Linked DNA regions of Homo sapiens: regions 1 and 3 are each linked to region 2. The links are chromatin contacts, found by Hi-C or POLR2A ChIA-PET in ENCODE. All regions are on one chromosome and are shown on one strand. The core of a region is the stretch at or near the end of the contact, and the rest is flanking DNA. Distances in the headings are between cores, read along the strand shown. Region 1 holds the start of PXN-AS1 (PXN antisense RNA 1). Region 2 holds the start of C12orf43 (chromosome 12 open reading frame 43). Region 3 holds the start of SRSF9 (serine and arginine rich splicing factor 9).

Region 1 (3,437 bases), core at 838-3,337, 820 kb after region 2:
CACTTGAACCCGGGAGGTGGAGGTTGTGGTGAGCCGAGATTACGCCATTGCACTCTACCCTGGGCAACAAGAGTGAAATTCTGTCTCAAAAAAAAAAAAAAAAAAAGAAAAGAAAAGAAAAAAGAAAAGAAAAAGAAATACAGTAACGTGAAATCGAGCTACTTCTAACTTTTTTTTTTTTTTTTGAGACGGAATCTTGCTCTGTCACCTAGGCTGGAGTACAGTGGCGCAATCTCAGCTCACTGCAACCTCTGCCTCCTGGGCTCAAGCAATTCTCCTGCCTCAGCCTCCCAAGTAGCTGGAATTACAGGAGCCCGCCACCACTCCTGGCTAACTTTTGGTATTTTTTAGTAGAGACGGGGTTTCACTGTGTTAGCCAGGATGGTCTGGATCTCCTGACCTCGTGATCTGCCCACCTCAGCCTCCCAAAGTGCTGGGATTACAGGCATGAGCCCCCGCACCCGGCCTACTTCTGACAGTTTTATGGTGTGTGATATAGGATATAACATGATGTATGAAGCTCTTTGTAATAATTTTTAATTTTGAAATAGCTGATTCTTTGGGGATCATTTAATACATAATTCCATAGGTTTCAGTGAAAAAAAAAAAAAAAAAGAGATCTCAGGGTTGGGCAAGGTGTCTCATTCTTGTAATCCCAGCAATTTAGGAGGCCAGGGTGGGAGGATTGCTTGAGCCCAGAAGTTTGACATCAGCCTAGGCAACATGGCAAGACCCCATCTATACAAAAAGTACAAAAAATTAGCTTGGCGTGGTGGTGTGTGCCTGTAGTCCTAGCTACTTGGGAGGCTGAGGTGGGAGGATCACTTCAGCCTGGGAGGTCAAGTCTGCAATGAACTGAGATTGCTCCACTACACTCTAGCCTGGGCAACGGAGTGAGACTGCTTCTCAAAAAAAAAAAAAAAAAAAAAAAAAAAAAAAAAAGATTTGATGGAGGTGAATTATTCTATGGATGTTTGTTGGCTAGTTTTCTAGGAAGAGGGAATGGCTAATGCAAAAGCCCCCAAGTAAAGCCTGCTCTGGAAAAGCAGCAGAGCATCATCTGGGTAGAAAGCAAGTAAGTGAGGAGGAAAACATCTGAGATGATCAGAGTGGGCGTGAGGGACAGATAGGTAAGGGCCTTGTAGGTACTTTAGGTTTTAGATTTTTACTCTGTAGGAAACGGAAAGTTTTAAGCAGATAAGGAGATGAGCTGACTTAGGTTTTTTTTTTTTTTTTTTTTTTTTTGAGATGGAGTCCCTCTCTGTCACCCAGGCTAGAGTGCAATGGTGTGATCTTAGCTCACTGCAGAGCTCACAGCTCCCGGGTTCAAGCGATTCTTCTGCCTCGGCCTCCTGAGTAGCTGGGATTACGGGCATGCGCCACCCCACCTGGCTAATTTTTGTATTTTTAGTAGAGACGGGGTTTTGCCATGTTGGCCAGGCTAGTCTCGAACTCCTGACCTCAGGTGATCCACCCGCCTCGTCCTCCCGAAGTGCTGGGAGTATAGGCGTGAGCCACCGCGCCCGGCCAGGTTTTAAAGGATCCCTCTGTTTTGGTAGGCGGAAAAACTAGAGAAGACGAGAGACCATTCTGAGGCCGGGCGCGGCGGGTCACGCCTGTAATCCCAGCACTTTGGGAGGCCGAGGCGGGCAGATCACGAGGTCAGGAGATCGAGACCATCCTGGAGAACATGATGAAACCCCGTCTCTACTAAAAATACAAAAAAAAAATTAGCCGAGCACGGTGGCGGGCGCCTGTAGTCCCAGCTACTCCGGAGGCTGAGGCAGGAGAATGGCGTGAACCCGGGAGGCGGAGCTTGCAGTCAGCCGAGATGGCGCCACTGCGCTCCAGCCTGGGCGACAGAGCGACACTCCGTCTCAAAAAAAAAAAAAAAAAGAGAAACCATTCTGTTTCTAAGCATGTGCAATTATGTCTCAGCTCCACGTCATACCTTTTAGTTTGCTGAGCTCGCCAGGTGGCACAGGGAACCGGGACTCCGAATTCGCAGCTCCAGCTCCAGCTCCAGCCCAGCAGGTGGCAGCAGCTCAGAGCAAGCTCCTCCAACGCGAGGCAGCGCCTTCCTTCGCGACCCTACTTAAAGGCGGCTTTCCGTTGGCTGGAGTGGCAGCGATATTATCCAATGGTTGCCTGTATTCGTTCAGCTTTGTCTGACGGGCGATGGCGCAGCCAATAGACAGGAGCGCTATCCGCGGTTTCTGATTGGCTACTTTGTTCGCATTATAAAAGGCACGCGCGGGCGCGAGGCCCTTCTCTCGCCAGGCGTCCTCGTGGAAGGTTCGTGTGCTAGTTAGATGGGCGCCAGGGGTCGCCGGCGGGAAGCATGGAGGGGTCTTTGGGGGCCTTTGGGAACATGGAGTCCTATTCTGTTCCGCCTGGGGCCTCGGTGGCGGCTTGCACGCCCCGAGATGACGGCCGCTGCCCTAGGCAGGGCCGGCGGGCGATTGCGCGTGTCCTGCTCCTCTTAGGCCCGGGACCGCGGGATGGGTGTCGGCGTGACCAGGCCTGAGCTCCCTGTCTCTCCTCAGTGACATCGTCTTTAAACCCTGCGTGGCAATCCCTGACGCACCGCCGTGATGCCCAGGGAAGACAGGGCGACCTGGAAGTCCAACTACTTCCTTAAGATCATCGTAAGTGCAGGGTGGGTCGCCTCTGCTCTTCATGTTGCCCCAGCGCAAATAGGGACAGTCAGCTGCTATGTGCTGAGGGTCTACTCACACCGGCTACTGAATTAGGCCATTTTTGGGAAAATACTGTTTAGTTAACAATTTCCTGAGATAGGTCCCTTCTGTTGCAGATAAACGGGCTCAGGCAAGTTAAGTGGGTCCTAAGATGACAGCATTCGTATCCAGGTCTGTCTGGCTTCTAAAAGAGCGCGCTTTATACTTTTTTTTTTTTAAACGGAGTCTCGCTCTGTTGTCCAGGCTGGAGTGCAGTGGCTTGATCTTGGCTTACTGCAACCTCCGCTTCCCAGGTTCAAGCGATTCTCCTGCTTCAGCCTCCCGAGTAGCTGGGATTACAGGGGCGCGACACCACACCCAGCTAATTTTTGTATTTTCAATAGAGACAGGGATTCACCATGTTGGCCAGGATGGTCTCGATCTCTTGACTTCATGATCCACCTTCCTCGGCCTCCCTAAGTGCTAGGATTACAGGTGTGAGCCACCGCGCCCGGCCGCACATTACAGTTTTACTCCATTTTTGAGAAGGTCTGAGGTCAGGAATGACTCATTGTAAGGAAGCAAGCTGTTGCATATTTAGGACCTGTCAGCCAAGAAACTTAAGTGTCCAATGACTTTTGGATGGCCTTTGAGGTGGGTCTCCCTTGCCCAGAAATGCTGACTGTACTGCGCTTAAGCAATTAGGCAGCATTGTAGAGCATAGCTTGTATTACATTTTCCCACACTTAGAAGGTTTTC
Region 2 (3,448 bases), core at 469-2,968:
TTGTCTGTTGGCCACGCTCTTGGGGTTCGAACCAACACAAGACCCTTTCACTAATTACTTCCCAGAGGTCCCACCTCCTAATACCATCACCTTGGGAGTAAGGACTTTTTGGAAATTATCAGTATCAAAATGGAGTCACTTATGTCAAACCCTAACAAATGCCTGTCACAAAAATTATCTCAAGAAGTTCCTAAAATCCGCAGTATTATAGATAAACCACTTGCATAAGAATATTTGCCTAACAGTGGGTGTCTCCACAATAAGCTAAAGCCAACTCCTGCAACAGGCTCCTGTGATCAACGGTACTTGTTTTAAAGAAGCTTATGTGGACTTTGTCTTTTCTCGTTGCCACAACCTCTTTTAATGTGCCTATAGTCCACTATAGCATGCATATCTCAAATTGCAATTCCTTGCAATTCTGGAATAAACGCTTTATTTTGGAGAGTCAGTCTCTCTGTTATTTATTTTATGGTGTCAATTTTAACATATGAATTTTGGAGGAACACATTCAGACCATATCAGTCACCTTCCTCTTCTTTGAAATAGAAAAAGCTCAAGGCCAGAGAGTTTATTTTAGTAAAGTTTTGACATACCTGTCTTCAAAGATAAAACATGAAACAGCATTCCACACACAAAAGTAAAGTGATTTTGTTCATCCTTCACTGTGAGGTATTTTAACCACAGAGATTCTAATTTTTTGGTCTTGGATGGGTCCTGGGAGTCAGTATTGCCTGGCTAATTTTTGTATTTTTAGTAGAGATGGGGTTTCACCATGTTGGTCAGGCTAGTCTCGAACTCCTGACCTCATGATCTGCCCGCCTCGGCCTCACAAAGTGTTGGGATTACAGATGTGAGCCACCGTGCCCGGACAGGATTCTGCATTTCTCTTTTTTTTTTTTCGAGACAGAGTCTCAGTCTGTTGCCCAGGCTGGAGTGCAGTGGCACGATCTTGGCTCACCTCAACCTCCACCTCCCAGGTTCAAGTGATTTTCCTGCCTCAGCCTCCTGAGTAGCTGGGACTACAGGTGCGTGCCACCATGCCCAGCTAATTTTTGTATTTTTAGTAGAGATGGGGTTTCACTATGTTGGCCAGGCTGGTCTCGAACTCCTGACCTTGTGATCTGCCTGCCTCAGCCCCCCAAAGTGTTGGGATTACAGGCGTGAGCCACCGTGCCCAGCCTGGATTCTGCATTTCTAACGAGCTCCCAGGTGTTACCAATGCTGCTGGCTCATGGACTACACTCTTAAGTAGTAAGGCCCTAGGCTATTAAAGGAAATACAGATTCCTGGATTCCACCTATCAGAGATTCTGATTCTGTTAGTATTTTCTGTGAGACCCAAAAGTCTGCAGTTTAACCAGCTCTCTAAGGTGTTTCTTAGGCCCAGCTGGACTGGGAAATTACTAGAATAAATGACATGGAATCAAAACCTGGGAACTAATCCTGGGTCTGTCATTAACTCCTTAGGAGATTCCCATCCCCTCTGGAGATCTGTCATCAAGAAATGATTGGAGAAGTTAATCTCTTAGGCCCTTCTAGCTCTTGCCTTTGAGAACCGCCCACCTCCCCATTCCCACCTGGTATCCCCAACCCAGTACAGTTCATGGCCAATGGCGGTCCAAGTCTTGGAACTACAATCCCCACAATGCCTCGCGCCTCTCCTCTCACGTGACGTCATGAAGGAGGCTTGATAACGGCGGTGTTCTCCACAATCCTTTGCGGTGGTTCAAGATGGCGGCGCCCAGTGGCACAGTGAGCGATTCGGAAAGTAGTAACAGCAGTAGCGATGCGGAGGAGCTGGAGCGGTGCCGCGAGGCGGCAATGCCGGCTTGGGGCTTGGAGCAACGCCCGCACGTGGCAGGGAAGCCAAGAGCCGGTAGGGTACTATGTTTGGGGAGACTGGCTGAGGGGCGTGGGATCTTCCCCTGGAGCCTGAGAGGATGGATGGTGAGGAGAGAGTCACTGGGACTCGGCTTCCTTCCCCGAGAGACCTCCAGGGACTGGGTGTAGTGCAGATTGAAAGCATGGGCAGGTGCAGTAGGGAGGGTATTTCATTATTCCAGTCGGGGAAGCTGAGGTACCCAAATGTCTTTTGATTCTGCCTCCTTGGGTCTATCCTCACTGCCCCACACTGGGAAGGCTGCCGTCTCTTCGAGATAACTGCAACAGCCCCCTCCCGGTATTCTCGCACCCAGCCTTTCCCCACCTCCAACACATTCTCCCACCCTGGAGGTTGTTGCCAAGAGCAGTGCCCAGCACATCACTCTGACCGTGACTCCCTAGTGCCCTGGGAATAAATACAGAGCCCCGCAACATCAAGGGGCCTAATCATGGATAGAACCCAAGGGTTCTTGAATTTGGAATGAAAACATGTTGCATCTTTGCTTTCTATTCATCTCTGACTGAATTTTAGCATCTCTTTCCGTCTTGCAAGCACTAAGCCACAGTAGTTCTGGCAATGCCGTTACTTTATCCCAACAGAAGTCACAGATTTTCATATCTCATTACAATCTTTGCAGATACAGATATCAATATATCATTTTATTGATAAAAAGATATTGGGGAAAAAAGTCATTTACACTCATCCCTGATTTAAAATGTGCCACTCTAATTTTTAGACCCATCTCTATATCTAAGATGTAAGAAGCACATACATCACAAGTTTGGTTGTTTACTATCATGATAATTAAATTTCGGTATCATTGGTTTTCTTTGTAATCCTGTATGTTGCATTTCATGCATTTAAAACATTGCTCTGAGAAGAGAACCGGGCTTCACCAGGCTGTTAGAGAAGGCTATGGCAAAGCAAGGTTAAGAACCGCTGGATTTGTTTAAAAGGACTTACAAGCCCTTTGGTGATCCATTGCCTTCCTCTCCCTTCCTTCCCTCCTGCCATACTGCACTTCCTGTAGGTAGCTTCCAGACCATAGTCTGCCCCTCTCACCCCCTAGTACCATAACCACAGTTTTCTCTGCAAGTTCTATTTACAGATCTGCCTTTCCATCTCATTAGCGGTGGGAACTTGAGCAAAGTACTTAAATCTCACTGTACCTAAATTTCCTCATCTGTACAGTGCGGGTAGTGATAGTACCCACCCCATAAGGTTGAGAAGTAACTGAGATAATGCAATCTACAGTGCTTGGCACATCTTAAAGGCCCAATACATGGTGGCAAATATGTGGTTGGTCTTTCCACATGGACTGCTTTCCTCCTCCTGCCTAATTCTCGCTCTTTTTTTTTTCAAAACTAGGACTCAGTCTGTTACCGAGGCTGACACAATCATGGCTCACTGCAACCTCGACCTCCCCCTACTCAGATGATCCTCCCACCTCAGCCTCCCAAGTAGCTGAGACTACAGATGTATAGTCCCAGCTACTTTTTGTATTTTTTGTAGAGATGGGGTTTTGCCATGTTGCCCAGGCTGGTCTCGAACTCCTGGGCTCAAGTGA
Region 3 (3,526 bases), core at 847-3,346, 550 kb after region 2:
GTCAGGAGATTGAGATCATCCTGGCTAACACGGTGAAACCCTGTCTCTACTAAAAATATAAAAAAATCAGCCGGGCGTGGTGGCAGGCACCTGTAGTCCCAGCTACTCAGGAGGCTGAGGCGGGAGAATGGCATGAACCTGGGAGGCGGAGCTTGCAGTGAGCCGAGATCACGCCACTGCACTGCAGCCTGGGTGACAGTGTAAGACTCCGTCTCAAAACAAACAAACAAAAAATCCTACAAGCAGAATTACAAGATCGAAGGGTATATGTATATTATGAAAGCCTGATGTATACTATCAACTTGTATTCCAAAAAAGATATACACTCAGTAGTATATGTGGGTGTCTAGTCTTTGGTTTGTTTTGATTTTAAAATGCTCAGATGGTATAATGAGAAATCAACTACCTTCTGATTAAATGTGTGGTTTTAGTCCCTTTTTTTGTTTGTTTTTGTTTTGTCTTGTTTTTGAGACAGAGTCTCCCTCTGTCACCCAGGCTGGAGGAGTGCAGTGGCACAATCTCGGCTCACTGCAACCTCTGCCTCCCAGATTCAAGCGATTCTCGTGCCTCATCCTCCCAAGCAGCTGGGACTACAGGCGTGCCACCAAGCTTGGCTAATTTTTTTTTTTTTTTGTATTTTTAGTAGGGGGGCGGGTCTTGCCATGTTGGCCAGGCTGGTCTTGAACTCCTGGCCTCAAGTGATCCACCCACCTCAGCCTCCTAAAGTGCTGGGATTACAGGCATGAGCCACCACGCCCAGCCAGGTTTCATTTTTAATATGAAAAATCTTTATTTATTTTTGAGACAGTCTCACTCTGTCACCCAGGCTGAAGTGCAGTGGCATGATCTCGGCTCACTGCAACCTTCGCCTCCCGGGCTCAAGCAATTCTCCTGCCTCAGCCTCCCGCGTAACTGGGATTATAGGAACACGCCACCACGCCCAGCTAATTTTTGTATTTTTAGTAGAAACGGGGTTTCCCCATGTTGCCCAGGCTAGTCTCGAACTACTGACCTCAAGTGATCCTCCCGCCTTGGCCTCTCAAAGTGTTGGGATTACAGGCGTGAGCCACCGCACCCAGCCTGAACAATCTTTAGGTTAGGAGTATTCCAGCCGGGCGCCGGGCTCAAGCCGGTAATCCAACACTTTGGGAGGCCAAGGCTGGAGGATCGGTTGAGCCCAGGAGTTCGAGACCAGCCTCTCTACAAAAAAAATAGAAAATAAACTAGCTGGACGCAGCGCAGACCCCTCACGGCGCCCCGAGGTGGGAGGATCACCTGAGTCCAGCGAGATCGAGACTGCAGTGAGCCGTGTTCGCGCCATTGCACTCCAGCCTGAGCAACAGAATAAGACCCTGTATCAAAAACAAACAAAAAGTCTTCTGGTGCAAGGCCTCACTGTAAGGTCCCTGGGTTCAATGCTCCGCGTTCTGGGATGTGAATGTGGAAAAGTAAGTGCCAAGGTGGGTGTCTACCTGAGCTCCATAAGGACTCAGTACTTAGGATGGGAGCATGGCTCTGGGTTCCATTCCTGACCCCTCTGTGGCCTCAGACTCTGCCCGGGAGAGGATGAAAAGCACAAGTCGGATGCACTCTATAGTGATCGCTGTGATACTCATTAAGAGTCTTACTCCCTCGACTCCGACAAACTCAAGGCCAAGCTATGGAGTCCATCTCATGCTGACACCGTCAGTTCTGAGCAACTGTAAAATGGGGACAGGGTGGCCCGGGGGCCTACTGACCTGAGGTGGGGGCCGCGACAGCCCGGCCGCTGCGGGGTCAGCCTGCGGTCTCCGCCTGACTCCAGCTCTCCTGCGCCCCGCAGGCCCTGGGCGCTACCCACGTCAGTGAGTGCTCACAAGTCTGTGAGGTAGGCGGCGCCACAGAGAGAAACTGAGGCGCGGGAGCCCAAGCCACTTGTCCAGCGCCTCAGCCGAGCGCGAACCGCGCTCGGGGATGGCATCCACACGGCCCGGCCCCAGGCTCTCCCTGTCAGCGCCCGAAGGCCCTTCGCACCTCCAGGGGGCGCCGGCCTGCGCGCACGCGCAATGGTCGCAGCCGCGTTCTCTTTAAGAGGACTCCTTTTGCCTCCGCCGACCCCTTCGCTTCCGCTCCGCGTTCCCACAATGCAGTGCGGCTGAGCGCCTCGGAGCCCGCGGGGACGCTGCGGGGGGACCCGTGCTGAGGCGGCGGCGGCGACGTGGGCTGCGGCGGGCCCGCGGCGTCGGGCGGTGCGGATGTCGGGCTGGGCGGACGAGCGCGGCGGCGAGGGCGACGGGCGCATCTACGTGGGGAACCTTCCGACCGACGTGCGCGAGAAGGACTTGGAGGACCTGTTCTACAAGTACGGCCGCATCCGCGAGATCGAGCTCAAGAACCGGCACGGCCTCGTGCCCTTCGCCTTCGTGCGCTTCGAGGACCCCCGGTGAGGCCCCCGCGCCCCTGCCCTCTCCTCCTCGGTGCCTGAGGCCCCCGCCTTCCCTGCTGTCCCCTCCCCCAGGGCTCCCCTCCCCCCGGCCTCCCCTCCCCCCGCCTCCGCGCAGACCCCTCACGGCGCCCCCTCACGGGTGGAGGATGAGGCAGCCTCTCCTCGCAGGCCCGGGCCGTCCTTCGCGCCGTCGTCACTTCCTTTATTTTTATTATTCCAATATTTTACTTAGAAACCCAAAAGCTGAGCCTTTGGAGGGCCCAAGCCCGCCTGCACCGGCCTCGGGGGGTCCAAATGAGCCTTGTCCGCCTCCTGCCTGGGGCAGCACCGTAGGGGGAAGCGGCCGCGGGGCAGCGCGGGGGTCGCCGTTCGCCCTTCCCGCTCGCCTCTCCCCCGGCCCGTGCTCGCCGTGGCTGGAGAGCAAGCTGCAGGGTCGCGGATGCCGCTGGAGGTCGTGGAGGGATCTCTGGTGGAATAGCTCGCCGTTCGCGCGCCCCGCCCCGCAGGCCAGGGCCCGGGCTTTGTAAAGGGATCACGGATTCGGGAAAACTTCTAAAACAGCCGGAGTGGGGCTCTGATTTCACTTCCCTCCTTTGATGAGGGAGGCTTGGCGAGATGCTAAAGGTTCCAGGGATTTGGAAACTCTAGATTCCTAACCCCGCTCTAAGGAGTGCTTGTGATTTTGCAAACAGCGTCGGCCCTCAGGCCGGAAAAAGCCCAGGAACTTTCAAAACTGTGGTTGGTGGTGGTTAGCAGCTGCGGCGCTGACCTGGTCACTCCACTCCGGCCAAATAAGAGCCCGCACCCTGTTTTCCTAGCATCATTTGCTCCCGGGGAACGCGGAATGTTCGTAGGGTGTCCGACCTACCTGGGGTGGACGTATTGATAGGGCAAGGGGAGCATCTGAGGAAGGGCAGGCAGGAAGCACCGCGAGGCGTTGATGGCTGAAGAGTCGACTCTGACAGCTCATCCCTAGTATCTCCTCATTTGCCTCAAAACCGGAACTGGGCATTTTTACCCCTAAGCCGGAGAAGGCTATGCCTCGCTTATTTAGTAACCGTGCCATTGTGGTTTTTCAACAGTTGCTATGGGTCAAGTGCC

Evidence for each region. A loop is a pair of places that touch in the nucleus more often than their neighbours do. ChIA-PET counts read pairs that join two places held with the same protein, here RNA polymerase II (POLR2A). Pooled maps may share reads with other maps.
Region 1: a pooled map shows a loop between it and region 2 (11-fold over the local background). The contact joins the promoter of PXN-AS1 here to the promoter of C12orf43 in region 2. A Hi-C loop is called at or near these places in 4 of 50 pooled maps. POLR2A ChIA-PET finds 5 or more read pairs at or near these places in 3 of 52 experiments (GM12878, activated T-cell and naive thymus-derived CD4-positive, alpha-beta T cell).
Region 3: a map with no recorded cell type shows a loop between it and region 2 (11-fold over the local background). The contact joins the promoter of SRSF9 here to the promoter of C12orf43 in region 2. A Hi-C loop is called at or near these places in 2 of 37 single-sample maps with no recorded cell type and 8 of 50 pooled maps. POLR2A ChIA-PET finds 5 or more read pairs at or near these places in 3 of 52 experiments (B cell, Caco-2 and OCI-LY7).

Annotation. Positions count from the first base shown.
Region 1 is chr12:120,199,941-120,203,377 of GRCh38, reverse strand. PXN-AS1 (PXN antisense RNA 1) reads right to left here and starts at 2,087. Exons shown (of 4, transcript NR_038924.1): 1 at 1,952-2,087. It overlaps RPLP0 (ribosomal protein lateral stalk subunit P0), which reads left to right and starts at 2,267. Exons shown (of 8, transcript NM_001002.4): 1 at 2,267-2,295; 2 at 2,547-2,648. The coding sequence starts at 2,595. RefSeq lists enhancers at 1,752-2,111, 2,512-2,581.
Region 2 is chr12:121,014,757-121,018,204 of GRCh38, reverse strand. C12orf43 (chromosome 12 open reading frame 43) reads left to right here and starts at 1,718. Exons shown (of 6, transcript NM_022895.3): 1 at 1,718-1,875. The coding sequence starts at 1,731. It also overlaps a transcript of OASL not described here. RefSeq lists a silencer at 1,622-1,815 and enhancers at 1,543-2,052, 2,024-2,539.
Region 3 is chr12:120,468,318-120,471,843 of GRCh38, reverse strand. SRSF9 (serine and arginine rich splicing factor 9) reads left to right here and starts at 2,096. Exons shown (of 4, transcript NM_003769.3): 1 at 2,096-2,422. The coding sequence starts at 2,235. It also overlaps a transcript of DYNLL1 not described here. RefSeq lists silencers at 2,138-2,437, 2,688-2,857.